Regions from separate parts of the Homo sapiens genome. Here region 2 is linked to region 1. The links are chromatin loops, found by intact Hi-C in ENCODE. Cell type or tissue: Calu3. All regions are shown on one strand. Each heading gives the region's core, and the rest is flanking DNA. Links, peaks and the distances in the headings are about the cores only.

Region 1 (9,756 bases), core at 496-8,495:
ATACTTATAGTTACAATCAAGATTAATTGCAGCTATATTAGGATTACTTATTATTTTTTCTACTTCAGCAGTAACATAAACCCAATTGTACAAACAATTTCTGTAATCCAAATTGTGAAAGAAAGTAGGGAGAAAAAAGATCATGCAAAGCTGGTTGAAATAGTATTCAAAATAAATCTTTAACCAGACTGTTATCTAAAATTCTGTTTTTGACAAGGAGCTGATTCTGAACAGATTGTACATGTATCTCACTGGTGGAAGCAGATTATCTGTCTTGAATTGGATTGTGATGACGATGACCCTATTCTAAGCAAACCAAATCTCTTGAACTATATAATGAGATCAGGAGGAACATTCGACCTGAGAAAGACAGATTGCAATGACTGAGATGATTTTGCTAATTTTTTTTCCAGCCTATTTCCTTAATGTACGTGATATTGTGATTGATTTTCATGCAGAGATCCCTGATCCTATAGTTTTGTTTGCTATTTATTTTTCTCCTTCACATTTTTTTTCTATCAACAGAGCTGAATGAGTGCCAGGAAGCTGCGAAATCTGTCTTACAAAAAGGTGATTGTGGAAGAGTCTAGAATCTTCATTTATTGTTCAGCAGGATTACAGAAAAGCTATCAAGAGTAAACATTTAACTGATACACTCTTATTCCTTCTTTTTAGGCTGTAAGGAGGCAAAAGTTGCTTGAACAGAGCATCCAGTCTGCCCAGGAGACTGAAAAATCCTTACACTTAATCCAGGAGTCCCTCACATTCATTGACAAGCAGTTGGCAGCTTATATTGCAGACAAGGTGGACGCAGCTCAAATGCCTCAGGAAGCCCAGGCAAGTACATCTGGGAATCAGCTTCCATTCTTTTGTTTTTATTACTTCAACAAAATGTTGCAGTGTTTCTAACTTTAAATTTATTCAACTAGTTTTCCATGGGGTTGTTTTGATTCACTGATTTGACTATTTGGAGGTAGGTAGGAAGAAAAGGGGGTCTAGATCATTAGTCTAAGATTTATTTTTTTAAGGATGTAATGGAGGAATTTGAAATAAAGACATTTCAAAGACAGGAGCAATACGTTCTGGTGTTTCTGACTTCAAACTATACTAAAAGCTAGAGTAAAACCATAGGATAGTAAATGGTAAAGAAAATGTTTTTTGGCCGGGTGTGGTGGCTCACACCTGTAATCCCAGCCCTTTGGGATGCTGAGGCCCACGAATCACAATGTCAGGAGTTCAAGACCAGCCTGGCCAACATGGTGAAACCCTGTCTCTACTAAAAATACAAAAATTAGCCAGGTTTGTTGGCACGCGCCTGTAATCCCAGCTACTCGGGAGGCTGAGGCAGGAGAATCACTTGAACACGGGAGGCGGAGGTTGCAGTGAGCCGAGATTGCACCACTGTACTCCAGCCTGGAACAGAGCGAGACTCTATCTTATAAAAAGAAAAAAAGAAAATATTTTCTATGGCATTGTTGGAAAGCAGTCTCAAACATTTTATTATAAACTCCTCGTTTAGTCACATGGTCTATATTGTTTTATAAAAATGTGTTAGTTACAAGCAGTGAGTAACACAAAATTATCGATATAAATTTACACCTCAATTATTAATGATCATGCTCAATATAGCTACATGCACTCACTCCCATGCTTCATTCAAACGAAAATATAAAACGTGTTTACCTGTTTTTCTAGAATGAGAATTAAAATAGTGTTGAAAATAAATCTGAGTTGACTTTTAAATGAGTAAATTTTAGGCCATAACTAAATTTACATTCACTGTAAGAAGTATTTTTAAAATGCTGTTCTCATTTTTTAATTAACATTTAAACATATGTGAAGTTATCATAGGTATTATTTATTCAAAAGTCTTTAGGGTTGTGTGATCGCAATTACTAGATCTGCTTTTCAAATCTTATATACATGTTGTGAACCCAATCACCAAGTCCATGCTATGATGAGAGGAGCACTAGAAGGTTAGCTGCAAATCTCAAAGCCTTCTCCCTGCCAGTTGGTGAAGATGTCTGAAGTTTTTCACTTTAAAATGAATTTGGGGGTGATATATTAGATTTGTAGATCATGGTTACAATGCAATTACAGTTAATGAATCACCGTTAATAGGTGTTCTGGGCAACAGTATACACAATAGCATGAGTTAATTTACCATATTGTCTAACTTTGACCAAGAATGTCCCTGATAATATGTGGCAGAGTATAGGTAGTTTTGATAGGCTTAAAAAGTCCAGGGAATATTATTTCCTTATGGAGTGCATACAATTGCAATAGTGGATGAAGAAAGAGAATTTTGGGGAGAATCCTGATGATAAAATCCTCATCATAGTTTTCCACTGGGCAACAAGAGTAAATATTGTAGTAGAAGTGAGGGATAATAGTAAACATACTTGAGGATTCAATTTTTAATTTGTCTTGATATATAATGATTGTACATATTTTAGAGGGTAAGTGTGATAGGTTTATACAAACCTACTCCAGTATATATATTTTTCAAACTTACACAAGCCAGGTTCTCTAGAATTAACTATTCCTAAGTCCGTCCCAGTTTGAGTCATAATGAAAAAGGTTTTTTGATATAAAATATTTATACATATTTATGGATACAACATTTATGTAATATTTTCTTACATGTATAGAAAGTGTAATGATCAAGTCAGGGTATTTAGTGTGTCTACCACGGCAGGGTTTAGTAAAATGCATGATAGGAATGAGTAATTGTTTCTGAATTGAGAAGAACTACATGACTATAAATGAAATACAGAGTAGAACTGCTTTCATTTAAACTAATGACATGAGTTTTGAAGGAATGTTTGATTAAAAATGCTTGTGACGTTCTGAATGGAATTAAGGAAAAATTTGAGCAGTATGAATACTAGACATTAATATTGCAAGTTTGTACTTCAAAATGCATAAAGAATTACTTTGTGACAGACTTGCGGAATGAAATTATGAGTAGCAAATTTGATAGGCAAAGCTATTATACTATTGTCTTTCAAGGAAAATTGGAGCTTTTAGGGCGAAGCATCTTTAGTTGAACAGGTTGTGATAAGGGGCACTGTGTGTTTTTTCTTATTTAGAAATGGATTCAGGATTTTATAAACATTACTTGTTTTTAATAGCAAAATATTTTGCTTGGTTTTTCTAAAAAAATACTACAATAAAAATGTTATTAACTACATCAGTAGAAAAGTACTAGTAAACAGCAGAACACAGATAAATTATGAAATTTCAGATCTACTTCAAGAAAGAGATTTTGGGCATTCAGATCAAATCTATTTTCCATGCATTTCAGGTCACACCTGCATTATCAACATAGTTCTTGACATTGAGTCTCCCCAATGGTAATACATAATATTGGAGAATACAAGCCATCTGAAAGCTCTTAAAACATTCTTCTGCTCCAGGGTTTTATTTTAATATGGCAGTAAGTGAATTGTTTTCTAGAACAGAGTTCTCAGGTACTCAGATTTGCTTCAAGGATTATATTTCCTGAAAAGCAGCTCGAAATTCCCATGAAATAAAATAGAGAGTCAAAAGTTAGATAGTGAAATAACATAAGCACAGTGTGTAAGATGAAGGATCCACTAAGAATGCCACCAAAATGACATTTTAAATATAGAGATGGGGTGGATAGATGGATGGATGTATGGATTGATGGATGGATAGATAGATAGATAGATAGATAGATAGATAGATAGATAGATAGATGAAAGAAAGAAAAGAAAGGAATAGAATAGGGACTAACTTCAATGCATTGTATTAACAAAAATGTGTTTCTATAAATTTGCACTTAAAGATAAAAAGGTTATTGCTAATTAAAATATTAGTGCACTATAATTTCTTTTCTCATAAATGGTATATTTAGCTTAATTCATCACGGAGAAGCAGGAAAAAATGTATGAAGTTACCATATTAAGTCCTCTTTGAAATACCTGCTCAGATTTTCTGTCATATACTGGTCACGCAGATTTGTGGGTGTCTGACTCCACCGTGTGGTGCACTGAGAGTTTTGCTAGTTAATTTGAATCTTTTAGAGCATTATTTTTTCTGCATTTTAAGATCGTTTGAGATCCTCAGATATAAAAGCTATGGCACTAAGGAAATGCATACTGTATGTACAACTTTCTGACAACCATACTCTTGTTATATATAAAAGTAGATGTAGATCAGGATGCTTCTTTACATTCACATTGGCATTTATTACTATAGGAAAGAAAAGAGCTGCTCACTTCCTTAGTGTGTTAATTGATCAGTTATTTCTCTGGGCCCTCAGATTCTGAATTGGATTTAAAATTATGTTACTTATTTTAGTGACATGAGCTTACCTACAGAAGCAAAGCTTACACTTTTAGAAAATAAAGCTGCATGCTGCCAGGATGTAACAGCATGTGTTGACCTAGGAGTATTTTATTTCAAAAGATAACACTTAGCCAATTCACAGTCTTTTTTTTTAATACTTTAAGTTTTAGGGTACATGTGCACAACGTGCAGGTTAGTTGCATATGTATACATGTGCCATGTTGGTGTGCTACACCCATTAACTCGTCATTTAACATTAGGTATATCTCCTAATGCTATCCCTCCCCCCTCCCCCCACCCCACAACATTCCCTGGTGTGTGATGTTCCCCTTCCTGTGTCCATGTGTTCTCATTGTTCAATTCCCACCTATGAGTGAGAACATGCGGTGTTTGGTTTTTTGTCCTTGCGATAGTTTGCTGAGAATGATGGTTTCCAGCTTCATCCATGTCCCTACAAAGGACATGAACTCATCCTTTTTTATGGCTGCATAGTATTCCAAGGTGTATATGTGCCACATTTTCTAAATCCATTGTATCATTGTGAGACATTTGGGTTGGTTCCAAGTCTTTGCTATTGAGAATAGTGCCGCAATAAACATACGTGTGCATGTGTCTTTATAGCAGCATGATTTATAATCCTTTGGGTATATACCCAGTAACGGGATGGCTGGGTCAAATGGTATTTCTAGTTCTAGATCCCTGAGGAATCGCCACAGTGACTTCCACAATGGTTGAACTAGTTTACAGTCCCACCAACAGTGTAAAAGTGTTCCTATTTCTCCACATCCTCTCCAGCACCTGTTGTTTCCTGACTTTTTAATGATCGCCATTCTAACTGGTGTGAGATGGTATCTCGTTGTTTTGATTTGCATTTCTCTGATGGCCAGTGATGATGAGCATTTTTTTATGTGTCTTTTGGCTGCATAAATGTCTTCTTTTGAGAAGTGTCTGTTCATATCCTTCACCCACTTGTTGATGGGGTTGTTTGCTTTTTTCTTGTACATTTGTTTGAGTTCATTGTAGATTCTGGATATTAGCCCTTTGTCAGAGGAGTAGGTTGCGAAAATCTTCTCCCATTCTGTAGGTTGCCTGTTCACTCTGATGGTAGTTTCTTTTGCTGTGCAGAAGCTCTTTAGTTTAATTAGATCCCATTTGTCAATTTTGGCTTTTGTTGCCATTGCTTTTGTTGTTTTCGTCATGAAGTCCTTGCCCGTGCCTATGTCCTGAATGGTAATGCCTAGGTTTTCTTCTAGGGTTTTTATGGTTTTAAGTCTAACATGTAAGTCTTTAATCCATCTTGAGTTAATTTTTGTATAAGGTGTAAGGAAGGGATCCAGTTTCAGCTTTCTACATATGGCTAGCCAGTTTTCCCAGCACCATTTATTAAATAGGGAATCGTTTCCCCATTTCTTGTTTTTGTGAGGTTTGTCAAAGATCAGATAGTTGTAGATATGTGGCATTATTTATGAGGGCTTTGTTCTGTTCCATTGATCTATATCTCTGTTTTGGTACCAGTACCATGCTGTTTTGGTTACTGTAGCCTTGTAATATACAGAAAAAGAGAATTTTAGACCAATATCCCTGATGAACATCGATGCAAAAATCCTCAATAAAATACTGGCAAACCGAATCCAGCAGCACATCAAAAAGCTTATGCACCATGACCAAGTGGGCTTCATCCCTGGGATGCAAGGCTGGTTCAATATATGCAAATCAATAAACGTAATCCAGCATATAAACAGAACCAATCACAAATACCACATGATTATCTCAATAGATCCAGAAAAGGCCTTTGACAATATTCAACTACCCCTCATGCTAAAAATTCTCAATAAATTAGGTATTGATGGGACAAATCTCAAAATAATAAGAGCTATCTATGATGAACCCACAGCCAATATCATACTGAATGGGCAAAAACTGGAAGCATTCCCTTTGAAAACTGGCACAAGACAGGGGTGCCCTCTCTCACTGCTCCTATTCAACATACTGTTGGAAGTTCTGGCCAGGGCAATTAGGCAGGAGAAGGAAATAAAGGGTATTCAATCAGGAAAAGAGGAAGTCAAATTGTTCCTGTTTGCAGATGACATGATTGTATATCTAGAAAACCCCATTGTCTCAGCCCAAAATCTCCTTAAGCTGATAAGCAACTTCAGCAAAGTCTCAGCATGCAAAATCAATGTGCAAAAATCACAAGCATTCTTATACACCAATAACAGACAAACAGAGAGCCAAATCATGAGTGAACTCCCATTCGCAATTGCTTCAAAGAGAATAAAATACCTAGGAATCCAACTTACAAGGGATGTGAAGGACCTCTTCAAGGAGAACTACAAACCACTGCTCAATGAAATAAAAGAGGATACAAACAAATGGAAGAACATTCCATGCTCATGGGTAGGAAGTGTCAATATCGTGAAAATGGCCATACTGCCCAAGGTAATTTATAGATTCAATGCCATCCCCATCAAGCTACCAATGCCTTTCTTCAGAGAATTGGAAAAAACTACTTTAAAGTTCATATGGAACCATAAAGGAGCCTGCATCGCCAAGTCAATCCTAAGCCAAAAGAATAAAGCTGGAGTCATCATGCTACCTGACTTCAAAGTATACTACAAGGCTACAGTAACCAAAACAGCATGGTACTGGTACCACAGTCTTAAATTAAATTATATGGCCACAGCATCAATCTACCCAGTGTCAGCTCATTTAATGAGAGATTTTATTAAAGTACAAAATTAAGAAAAGATTTATTGAAACAGAATAAAGCAAATGGGGAAAACTCTTCTAGATATGGAAATATATCTTAGAAAACAGAAACTAGGATTATTTCCAAAGTACTATGATTAAAAATGTAACAACCTATGCGTGTTCCTTGGAAATAAATAAAAAATTAAATCACGAAATTGTGTGACTGCAAAGAAACACATGGAACAAATTTAGTCATTTACTGTTCAATTTTTCAGAACTATATATTGAAGCACAGAGTTTAGTTTTGGCACCTAAAATCCTATAGCAACAGTCTAAGTAACCATGCTGAGCCCCGGAGCAATCAAATCAAATCTTTAGGTGGATTTGGTCTTCAGAATTTTTGGAAACTTTTTTATTCATTCTAATGTGTAGCTAATTGGAGAATGGCTTTGGATGGTTCCCTACTAGTAATGACTAAATTGTTCCAGAGTATTTTTCATACGACATTTTCTATCACTCTTCTATAAAGATTCTCTTCTATGACTGTGTCAACGTTTCAATGGGAGGGAGTCAGAGTGGCAATCAAACTACTGGTGAGATTCTCTCCTATTTTGATTTTTTCCTCTAATGGAAAATGGGTGATGGAAGAAAATATAGCTGAGAGCTATCGCACAAATTTTAATTTAGACAAAAAGAATGTTCAATATAGATGTTTGAGGCTGAACTCTGCTTGGCTTTCTTCAATTCATTTTTTTCTAACCCCATTTGTTAACATGTCAATTAACTTGCATATGGCTCTTAATCATTTTAGGGGACAGTGACAACTATGTTTAAATAGCTACTTAAATGTCTTGCAATTTTTAAAATTACAAAGATACTTTCACATACATGATTTTTTTCCTTTTCTACTAATTTTAGTTTTGAATCTTTGATATGTAAGAACAACCCAACATGGGCACCTGTTGAAAGTCACCATGTCCTTATGTGTTGATGCACATTTTGTAGGGGAAAACATGGCCCTGTTGCTTAAATTACTGCAAGCAAGAGCGGAGTTGCTTAGCAGTGGCTCCAGTAGCTTTACTGTTCTATTTGTTTTTTCCCAAAGAATTCTGATCTCATTTTTTTGTAACCTCGTGTCCCACATAGTAGATTTATGAGCAGGAATAGAGGAAGGAAACAAATTACCTTCAAAGAAGAGTGCCTCATAATTAAATATTGAAAAATACTGCCGTGGTTTGCTCACCAAGCTAGGACGTCAGGTGTTCCAGAGTCCACTACAGACCAGACTTCCTCCTTCTCTTTTTCCCTCCCATTAACAATGTGAGTACAATTTAGAAAAGAGGGGATTTTTAAAGCAAAGAAAGCTATTAATTTAAACTAATTACGTTAAATGCACTTTAAGAAGAATTCGTAATTGCAATCTTCCCGTGTTTATCAAAGAAGCTAAATCTTATAACTCACATTAAATATAATCGGTCATCTTTAAATGTTAACATTCCAAGCTATCAAAATCAATGGCTTAAAAATAAAGATATAACTGCAGATTTTGGTCTATCAGATTGAGCTTTTGATTTCATTAAGGAATAAAACAGACTCTTATAGTGTAAATAGGCATATTTGATTGCCAAACGACTTGGAACAGTGTAACTTTACAGTCTGCTTTATTGATTTATGAGTTAGACAGCAGAAACCTGCAAAGGGGAATTTATGTGGTAATTGGATAATTTAGTCAAAGAAGAAAAAAATGGAGAACTAACCCAGAGATTTGGGTTCAAATATTAAAACCTATCTAGCCATAGATGTAGACTTTTTATTTTCTTTTTACACAGCCCAGTAGATGGTAAACCTAGTGCATTTAATTTTGAATCTGTTCTAACATTGAAAGGCCACCCCTATGTGTTGCTATACAGAACTTATTACTCTCCATTTAAGAATAACTTGTTAGTTTCATATGTTTAATAGTGTGGGAAACAGTCATAAACACAAGTTGTAGGAAATGTAAAATACTAGAAACTTGCCACACGTCACTGACTGTACTTGGACAACCTGTACATTATTATGTCCTCACTGGCTATATGATAAAGATATAGATTTCTTTCATATTATTTTGATGTGTACATTTTAAGACTGCAATTAAACTATAGTATGCTTTTGTAAAAATCTATCTACAAATTCTACATATAAGGATGAAATTATTAAAATTAATGGCAAAAACTGCAATTACTTTTGCACCAGTCTAATAACTTCACGCTACAGCCACAGTGAACACTATTGCAACACTCTGAATATTTTGAAGTGATCCAAATTTATCCTATTATTTCCCAATTTTGTCTTATGCAAATGAATATTTACTTCAAAGATAGCACACAGAAAATTTATCGATCTAAAATGCACAGCCAGATAACACTTAGCATAACATACTATGTTTTATTTTTCTTTCAGCGTTTATCGTGATTGTTAAATCTTTTATTTGCTTTTTAAAAATTTTCCCCGTCTATTCCCATTCTCTAACCACTAAAGTTCAGCTGTAAGACCGTGGGCCACCCAGCAGATTTCTAACAAATAGCTGGCAAATTTATTGAATTCCACTGAGGTTTAGTCACTAAGTATGTGTCAGACAAATGTGATAGGCAGTGTAAAATTTAAAATGTGAATAAGCCTAACGTGGTCCTTGCCATCTTGCCACTCATTAGATAGCACCAAAGAAAGATAAAATTTAGAAATTGCTGGCCACTTACGTTTACCATAATA
Region 2 (9,756 bases), core at 633-8,632, 270 kb before region 1:
AACATGGTGAAGCCCCGTCTCAAGTAAAAATACAAAAATCAGCCAGGTGTGGTGGCACATGCCTGTATTCCCAGCTACTCAGAGGCTGAGGCAGGAGAATCGCTTGAACCCCAGAGGCGGAGGTTGCAGTGAGCCGAGATCGCGCCACTGCACTCCAGCCTGGGTGACAGAGTAAGACTCCGTCTCAAAAAAAAAAAAAAAAAAAAAAAAAAAAAAGTACAAATATTAGAGCGAAACGAACATCAACAATTTAGTGAACGTTTCTTGTGTCAGTTTCAGTCTCAGTATACTGTGAAAAGGGAATGAAAAAAACATGTTTAAAGTGAGTAAAATTGATTGACGTGGTCTTTTTCAGCATGTTTTAAGTGTTTTTCGCTTTGCCAATTAAAACTTCTATTTTATTATTTACCTAAATCTACCCCCCAGTAAACAAAATAGTATTTCCATTTTCATAAAAGGCAGTTCCTTTTCTTTTTCATCACCCCCATCTTTAGAGATCTTTGACTTTCTATTTTTTCTCACTGCCTGACATTAAGATTCCTTCTGTTAAATGTTTTTGAATTACATTTAGTTCATAAGAAATGTTTCCCCTAGACTTTAAGAACTTTCGGACATAAAATTTTTCGCCAATTTTGTTCATTCACTTAACAAGGACAAAAAACCAGAAAGAGTTGGGTGACAATTTCCATTCAGTAAATGTTCTTTACTAAATCTGAATTGCATATTGTGGAATCAGTAAATGTCAAGAACAAGCCAGTCTATCTTTTCACAAAAAAAAAAACCAAAACCTCGTTGTTACTATTTTCTATTGTTTTTCTAGTTTCTATTTTATTTACTTTTGTTCTGATCTTTATTCTTTCCTTCTATTAACTTCCCCTGTGGAATAACTCCAATTATACCATATCATGAAGCAAAACATATAACTGTAGAAATACAAAAGGCTCAACTATAACACTGGACTAAGCATTGGCTGATCTCCCCTAGCATACCTAGCAATATTAATCACTCAGATAATTAGGCACTGTCCTATATTTTTGTAAGATTTATAACTTTAAATTTTTCATTACATATTTTTTTCCAGTGACTTTGAGACTTATCTTACTTTTTAGTGTGTTAGGTTTATCAGTGGTGATTTTATTGTTATACATGACCTCATAATAGTTGTTTTTTCTTTCAGTACATTTGTTTTATGTTTAAATTTTTATATTTACATGATTAACTTATGCAAATTATATGTTTAAAAATCTGTTTTATTGCCAAAGTTGTAAGGAGGGAGTCAAAGTTCCTAGTCATTTATTTATTAGAATTATTCACAGGAGTGACAACGTGCGTAAGTTTATGTTGACCAGTCAAATTTTCTCTTCACAAAGGACAGAATGTGAAAAGCACAGATTCTTTTTTGGTCATGGGGCAGGGAAAGATAATATAACTCTGACTGTGAGAGAATGAGGGAGGAGTAGAGAAGGGATCACATGTTAGTGTTTATTCTTGTTTCGTAGAATGTACTCATATTGGCCTGGACAGTTGCCCTTTGATTTTAGGAGATTAAAATATACTAAGCATGTAGGCACCCACCCATACACACATACACAACACAACACACACACACACACACACACGGACACGCAAACACAGTTGCTAATCAGTCTGACTTTTATCTGTAATTCTGGTTCTGCTACTTACTAAATGTGTGACTTAAGGTATATTACTGCACATTGTGCTCACTTTTGTCTATTTGGATATTTTAGTTGACATTTCACCTTACATAAAAAATGTGTTGAAAATTGTTAGCAAGAAACACCATAGGGCATCATCATCTGCTTTGTGATACATAAAACATTTGTTAAAACTGTTCTTTTCTTCTGTAAGGACACTCAACAGATTTATCAAATAACCATTTTAAGTGTACAATACAGTATTATTAGAGACAACGTTGTGTAGCAGATCTTTAGAATTTATTCATCTTGCATGATGAAAATTTTATGCCCATTAATTAGCATTTCCCCATTTTCTCCTCCTTTCAGCCTCTAAAAGCCACCACTCTAATCTCTGATTCTCTGAGTTTGGCAATTTTAGATACCTGGTGTGAGTAGAATCATGAAGTATTTGTATTTCTGTGTCTAGCTTTTTTCATTTACAATATACCTTCAAGGTTCATCCAACTTGTCACATATTGCAAGTTTTCCTTCTTTTTAAAGACTGAATAAAATTCCATTGTATGTATTTACCACATCTTCTTTATCCATTCAGCTATCGGGCATTTACGTTGTTCCCACATCGTGACTATTTTTAATCGTGCTATAATGAGCACTGGAGTGCTAATAGCTCTTTGAGATCCTGATATTTTGCTCTTTTTTTGATAAAATGGCTTCATAATAGTTATTTCCTCATATCATTATTCTAAAAATTGAGCTGCTAAGTATAAATCTGATCACAAAGTAAACATGTAAATATTATTTTTTAATCACACATGAAGGATTTTTATAGTAACTTTGTGTAAAGGTGGGTATTTTCTTGTAAGTTATTGGAATCTATTAATTTTAAGGGAGCATTCCAAATTTTAAGAGGTAGAAAGAAACAAAATTCCAGTGCCTATGTAGTTTATTTCATTTTAATTTAAATTATGAGATGATTGAATAGTGTTCACATTAGAAGTATAGGAAGATAGTTTAGAGGTCAACTTCTTTGGTCTTGTATTTCTTTTTGTTAATGAAATTAATGTGTGTTCAGTGGAAATATGCACATGTGAATATACTGTTAGTTTCTTTAAATAAATTATATCTCCAAATGATATAATACCATGAAGCCACTACAAAGTTAAGATATAAAAGAGTTTAATTGCATGGCATATTTTTACAATACATTAAATAACTGAAAATGTAGCTAAGACAACATTGTGACTGGTTTTGAAAAAATAAATTATTTGTGTGGTTATACATCTATATATGTACTTAGAACAAAGGTTATATTCAGAATATTTTACACTAGACTCTTTTCAATTAATTTTATAGGAGTTTCATTTCTCTGAATTTTCATTTGTCAGTGAAATTACATATTTTAAAACATGCAAAAATAAATAAAACATGTAATTTAAAAATGTAAAACTCTTTTACATATATTTTTAAATGTCAATAAATGAAAAACTCTTACATATATTTTTCAATTTCAATAAATGAAAATCAGGAAAATAGTGACATGGTCTTCAAAAATCACAATTTAATAGAGAAAACTGAAGATAGGAAATAATATTCTAATTACGGACAATGATTAACACTGGCAGAACTGGTAAATAGTACACTATAAAATAAAATACTACATTAAGATATATAATCAGAGGACATCATACCTCAATACATATGTGTTTGTTTTGTTTTTTAAAGACACGGGCTAACATTACTAATTACTGAAGGATGGAGAATGTTAACTGAGCTTGTAATGATAAGCCGGTGCAGATAAATAAAATGGTATAACAATCATCACAGTTTATAAAACCCTAAGAGTTTGTTAAATGTGCATAATAGCGTCCACAATCCCGCTAACACAATCTCCAAACATTTTTGTGTACACATAGTGTAAAGGATCCAGAATTTCAATCATATTCTCAAAAGAATTCATTGCCCCAAAATGGCAATGAAATTCTGAGAAAAATAGGGTATGGTGAGACTCTGAGGACTTGGAAAGCCAGGCAAAATACTACTTATTTCTATGGTACAGACAGATAAGTCCTTTATGTTATATTATCCATGTTGAAAATCTGGTAGATTGGGAAGCAGGAAAGAGGTTTCATGTTTCAGCTGCAAACTTTGTGTTCGTGGAAAGACAAGAGCAAGTGCTACATAAGTTGAGCCATTCCCAGAACAGGTAGTGAAAGGGCTCTATTGCTTCAACTGAAGAATGTGTTATGCTCTTATGTATAAGAGGGATTCTTCACACCTTATAAAATGTTCATATCCCTTTTACGTGCTTTGTATTATTTATGCCCCAGTGAGCTTACTTGTGAGATAAAAGATGAAATTTTTAACTCTGTCAACTAAAAACAACCTTATATATCTTGAATGAGTTGACCAAAGTAGTATGGTTAGAAACTGATAGGTATGTCACTCAACCCAAGTTTTCCAATTTCTGGGCTCTGAATCATTTTATTAGCCTAAGCTCCTTCCTGAGTGTTGATCTTAGATAATGAACCAGTTACTCTTAGATAATGTCTGTGATGATGAATAATGTCACAAAAATTACTAACTGATATTGGACAATCATTATATAACAAACATTGCTGTAAACACTTTTCATACATTAATTCAATGTTTATAACAACCCTATTGAGAAGATTCTGTTAATATATCCATTTTACACTTGAGAAAATTGATAAGCTGGTTAAGAAATCTGTGCACAGTTATGCACATGAAAAGCAGCTGTGCCAGGATTTGAACACACACACAATCTCATTCCAGAATTGATTCTATTAACCTGTATGCTAAAATGACACAACATAGAGCTTTATGAAGCTATCATTAGAGGAAAGGTTGGGTTTTCATAAACACACTTATGCACACACTTCATGATTTACTAAAAGTGGATGAATATATAAGCAATATAATGACAAATTATAAATCAGGCAACCAGAAAATAAGAAGGTAAAATACAGGCAGGTTTAAAATAAAGGTTACTTTATAAAATGAAAGGTGAAGTTTGGGAACTGGTAATGAGGAAGAATAATTGCTGTGAAATCTATCAACAGATGACTTCATTAATCTTTTTTCCTTGAAAGAGATTCAGATGATATTACCATCTCTTTCAGGAGTGGAAGAGAGAGAATTGGAGAGAAATGTTTTAAAGATTCTGATTTATAGCAAGCCTGTGAAAAAATGGTGCATTAAATTCCCATTTGGCATCCTAGTTGTAGTAAGATAATACATCCTTTCTAAAAATTCCATTTGATGAATAAGCAAACCAATTCAAAATGACTCCATTTTATTGATAATAGCATCAGTGTCATTAATGAGAATGCTTTTTGACTAACAGCAATTAACTAGATTTGGTGAACTGAGCAATTGAACATTGAATTTGAAATCAGAACATTCGGCACTGAAGATGATATAAGTACATATTAGAATGATTGTTGATTATTTAAGGATTTATTAAGTTGATGAAGAACATTAAAGTCTATTATATCCTGTATTATTTAGGATGCTTGGTTTCAAATGTACTCAAGATACAAAGAGAATTTGTTGGCTAAGTAAAGAGTTCAAGGTTTGCTCAAGGGTTTAATACAGAGTTTTATTATGGATTTAAGGAGAAGTCTTTGCTTCTCTGTTAATCTAAGCCTACCCTCCATAACTTTTCGAACTCATACAGACCGGCTTCCCTCAGCAGATCTTGGAAACTCTTTTCCCTTGTTTACAGCTAAATGTAAAGAATATATCTTTACCCAAATAGGAAACAAAAGGTCTGAGTTTCTCTCTGCTTGGAAACTCTTAGATCATATGCCTGGCCTGAACACCTCCCTGAAGCAAAGTACATAGCAGTATCCCACTTGGCTTGCACAAAAACCGAGCGCATATCTAGAACTGAGAGTAATAACAATGCTTTCCAAATCACCAGGCTACTGTGCCATCAGAGAGTAGAAGAAAGGATATTGACTGTATAATTGCAGTGCTTACTACAGTCCTCCTCTTTGAATATCCAACATTGCTATACACCCTTCATAGCATATATTCACTTTCAAAGATGCTCAGACTCCTCAAAAAGAGCAAGTATAAAACATTATCCAGTGATTGCATTCAGCTCCAAGGTTGGGATATCTGGGTGATTAGCAGTCCCTTTCAATTAGTCTTTATGATCCATCCAGTGGACTATGACTAAGTGAAAAAATTTGATGTCCAGTACTGCTAAGTAAAAAGTTAGAAGGGCACATCCTGATTAAAACTAAACTAAATTTATAAAAGAAACCAAATTGAAACAGATATTATATCCTGCACTTTCAGAGCCTTCCTGGTGATTTTTCCTTCTGTTCATTATAAATTTTGCTAAATACTTGTCTTCATCATGATATCTGAAGTTGACATATTTTGGGGTTTTGTGTTACTTTATTATTCTACTTATTGTGTTGTTTAAAAGTCCTGGTGCTTGCCCTAGGTTTGAGTGATAACAAGGTGTTTTTAGTTAGACCTGGGGTTTCTTTGGCAATCAGATTTGTTTACTATTTATAGGCTTTCAGTATTTGTTCTTATCAATTCCATGACCCAGTAACCCAAATTCTATGATTTGGTTTTAGGCTTCAAATGTTAACCTCTTTTGACATCTTTAAGAGGCCTCTGTGCTTTGCACAATCCCCTGACTGAGAAAATTTGCAGCACAGGGTTGGGGTAGAGGGCATAGCCAATCTTTGAGTATATCTTTGAAGTATAGATTACATAGAAGCTGCTTCTTCATGATAGGAGGGATCGTCTACTTTGTCACAAAAGTGCTTTAGGGAAGCACTATAGTTGATTTTTTTTAGTACTTAAGTCTTACATTCTGCCTCTCCTGTCTCTGTTCATACAAACATTCGATTTGGAGTAAAAATACAAATTGGCTTTTCCACTCATATCAGGCTCCAAATTATCAGCCTCTCAAGGCGTTCACGTTATAAGCCACAGGCAGAGAGGGCTTCTTCAGACAAAGCTATATTTTCTTTTTTTTCTGTACTTCAAAAACAAGTAACCATTAGCATGAGGTTTTTTCTTTCTTGGTTTAAAGAGGCCAGTAGGTGGCAACATTTTTGTTTCTATCAAATCTCCTAATAGTGTTGGTACTCGTAAGGCACATGACTTAGGATAAAATAGACCATTGTTTAATCAACTGTTTTTTAATCATGTACCAAGTATCATTTTGAGTTGGGGTGGGGGAGGTTTATCATCCTTGTCTTCTCATAATTCAGCCTGTTCCACATTATAGGATCTATTAACTTTCAACAACCCACTTCCTGATACCAAAGTCCATATAAACTAGAATGATGTTTGGTACAATAATGGAAAACTCTTCTCAAGAAAACTTGAAATATGCAGACACACACACGCACATGCACACACATACACATACACACACATACAGAAAACATCCACATTGGAGCAGTAACATGTGACATCTTTTCTTCCATTAAAGATTTCTTGTAATTAAACCTTGGGAATTATTGGCTTATGTAACAGAAAATTCCAAAGGAATGGCAGGATTCTGGTAAGCCTTTAATCCAAATATTCACATTGTCATCACACTGCAGCTCCGTATCTCAGTGGCTCTTTTGGCTCTTCACTCTTCCGTTATCTATGCCAGGTAGTTATTTCTTTCCCTATACAGTTTTGTTATGATAGATGGCTGCCAGAACTGTAACATTTTTTTCTTTGCTTATGTCAAAGGAAAAATAAGTACTTTTTTTCTCAGTCAAGCAGAACTCTGGACACCTTCTGGTTGGAACATGTTAAGTCATGTTTCCACAGTTAATATACTGTGTTAAAGCATAAAATGTTGTAGTTGGATTTTTGTTCTATGTCCCTGGCAAAAAGGATTTATTTAAAGCAATCAGGACTTATGCATGGGATTGGGGAGGTGATTAATTGCTCCCAAGCCACAAGATTCCTTCATAAGGATGGAATATAGTTTGGAAATTATTTTATGGTAGTATTTGAAAGAGTTCAGTGTTTTCCCATGATTTAATAATATAAATCCTTAATAGAATAAAATATATCATGAATTGCAAGTGTATTTGAAAGTGTGTGTGTGTCTAATTTTATTGGATCCAGAAAATATGCTCTATTTTTTCTTGGAAAATGCTGTGTTTTATATCCACTGCATTTTTTTTATGTTCTGTACATTTCAGTTGGATTTCTTTCAAAGGGACTGCCCTCTATCAATCAAAGTCATCTTTAGCATAGGTTAGGCTATTACTGATGAATCAAATATTTCTAGAGCAATACTTTAGGACCTGTCCCACAACTAATATATTCAAAATTTAGCAAAAGTTTATTGAGTACCTGTTAGAAGCAAAGGACTATGCTAGGTGTTCTCATATACATGAAGATAAATATATGTCATAAAACAATGACAAATTGGCTTTCAGAATGTGCTTATTTCCAATATCATCATATTTTTCTTTTCTGTCATTTTTCATTTTATCATATAAAGACCTTGAGGGGTGTTTTTTCAGAGAAACAATAAACCAATGATGGATGAGCCCACTTGAGTTAGTTACATACTATACAGCTTATATAAAGCATAAGCATATAAAAAGTATATGCATCTACTTTCATAGTTTGGATTGTTATTTAAATTTGGTGGTATTACATTTTCTTCTCACAGATGACTGGTCTTAAATGTGTACTATAGAATTTACAGAAACAAACCATAGGGTTTAATAAGCTGAATAAAATGAAGCTCTTTATCTGGTTAGATTACTTTGTAAAGGACAAGAATAGGGGAGCCTCCCAGGTCAACCTGATGTATGATTTTCCATTTTTCTAAATAAGTTTTATTGACTTTTACATTTTAATGGAAAATGAGTAATTAGCAGAGGTGCAGATTATATTTGGCAGAAAATGATTATAATATTTTTATCAGAGAGTAAAATATATGCAGAAATAGCCAAGTAATCTGATTTGTTAATAATAATAGTATCCTGATTATGGTTTTATCTTTTGTTTTAAAATAACATTTATATAGGGTCAATTTTGAAGATAAATGGGAACCTGGTGAACTCTGTCTCTTTTTCTCAGAGTGTGTGTGTGTATGTACATAAATTTAAAAATCGAAGTTATAGTTAATTGGAATAAGAAGTTTGTTGAAAACAGTTTGATGTCTGGTAATTGAGAAATGTTTATGAATCTGACATAATTTACTAAATAATGGAGAGAGATACATTATTCAGAACATTATATAAGTACCTAGGCCAAATTTCTGAAAGATCCAAGGTGAGAGATATATGTATAATTATCTTGGTGGTAATTTACTCATGAGTAGTATTGACATTGAGATATTAACAATTTGTACCGACCCACTTGTAGCTGAGTATATATTCTTAAATTGTGTTCCAACATAAACTGTCATCTATATTGGTGGATCTTTGCGATGCTTTGGGTTAGGTCATCAAAACCTAAGCAAACCCTGGGGAATGTACTTTATATGTATATTATTCTCCCACTCACACACACACACACATCCTCACTGTTTAGAAGTACACATTTGTCAACATTACAATGCTTTTGGCATTCACAGAATCTGTTCAAATTAGTACAGTGTTCACTACTGCCATAGCAGGAAAAAAACTGTACTTTTGAATCATTTATTTTTAAATCATTTGAAGTAGAAAATTCTGACAGGTTGCACTGATGAATCTTTACTAAAAATAAAGGTCTTTGTTTACAAATAATTACATCTTCTCAACCAGTGGTTTCATGTTGCTTACTTTCTTAAAATTCCAAATAGAACAAGGTTTGCAAAAATCGTCACATATACATGTTATCACTGTTGACTGTTTTATGATAATTTAGGTAGCATTCATTGTACACTTACAATATGGCAGGAGCATGTGGCAGTTACTTGAATGGCAATATTTATGAGGTTTACCACCAATCAAGCTTCCCACTATACAGATTAAGATTAAGACTTACTGAAGGGTCCTTGTGCTAGTAAGAGGCAGAGTAAAATAGACCTAGGCATCTTGAATTCCTAAACCTATGATTTCTAAGTTATGTCTTCTGGCCTTTGTGTTAAAATTTATTTCTA

The links. Hi-C counts contacts between places; a loop is a spot of excess contacts. Peaks named below come from ENCODE experiments on the same cell type or tissue, not always from the same donor. Only the 100,000 strongest peaks of a DNase experiment are listed, where the experiment ranks them.
Region 2: a loop joins it to region 1, with 4 times the contacts of the local background. A loop is called at or near these places in 5 of 110 quality-filtered maps.

The regions. Positions count from the first base shown.
Region 1 is chrX:32,402,833-32,412,588 of GRCh38, reverse strand. It overlaps DMD (dystrophin), which reads left to right. Exons shown (of 79, transcript NM_004006.3): 30 at 676-837. Among named protein-coding and RNA genes, the nearest start is that of MIR3915, 180 kb to the left of the region's middle. In Calu3, for the core only: no CTCF peak of the experiment used is centred there; a DNase peak (open chromatin) is centred at 3,988.
Region 2 is chrX:32,670,363-32,680,118 of GRCh38, reverse strand. The region is part of intron 9 of DMD (dystrophin); the gene reads left to right. Among named protein-coding and RNA genes, the nearest start is that of MIR548F5, 34 kb to the right of the region's middle. In Calu3, for the core only: no CTCF peak of the experiment used is centred there; no DNase peak of the experiment used is centred there.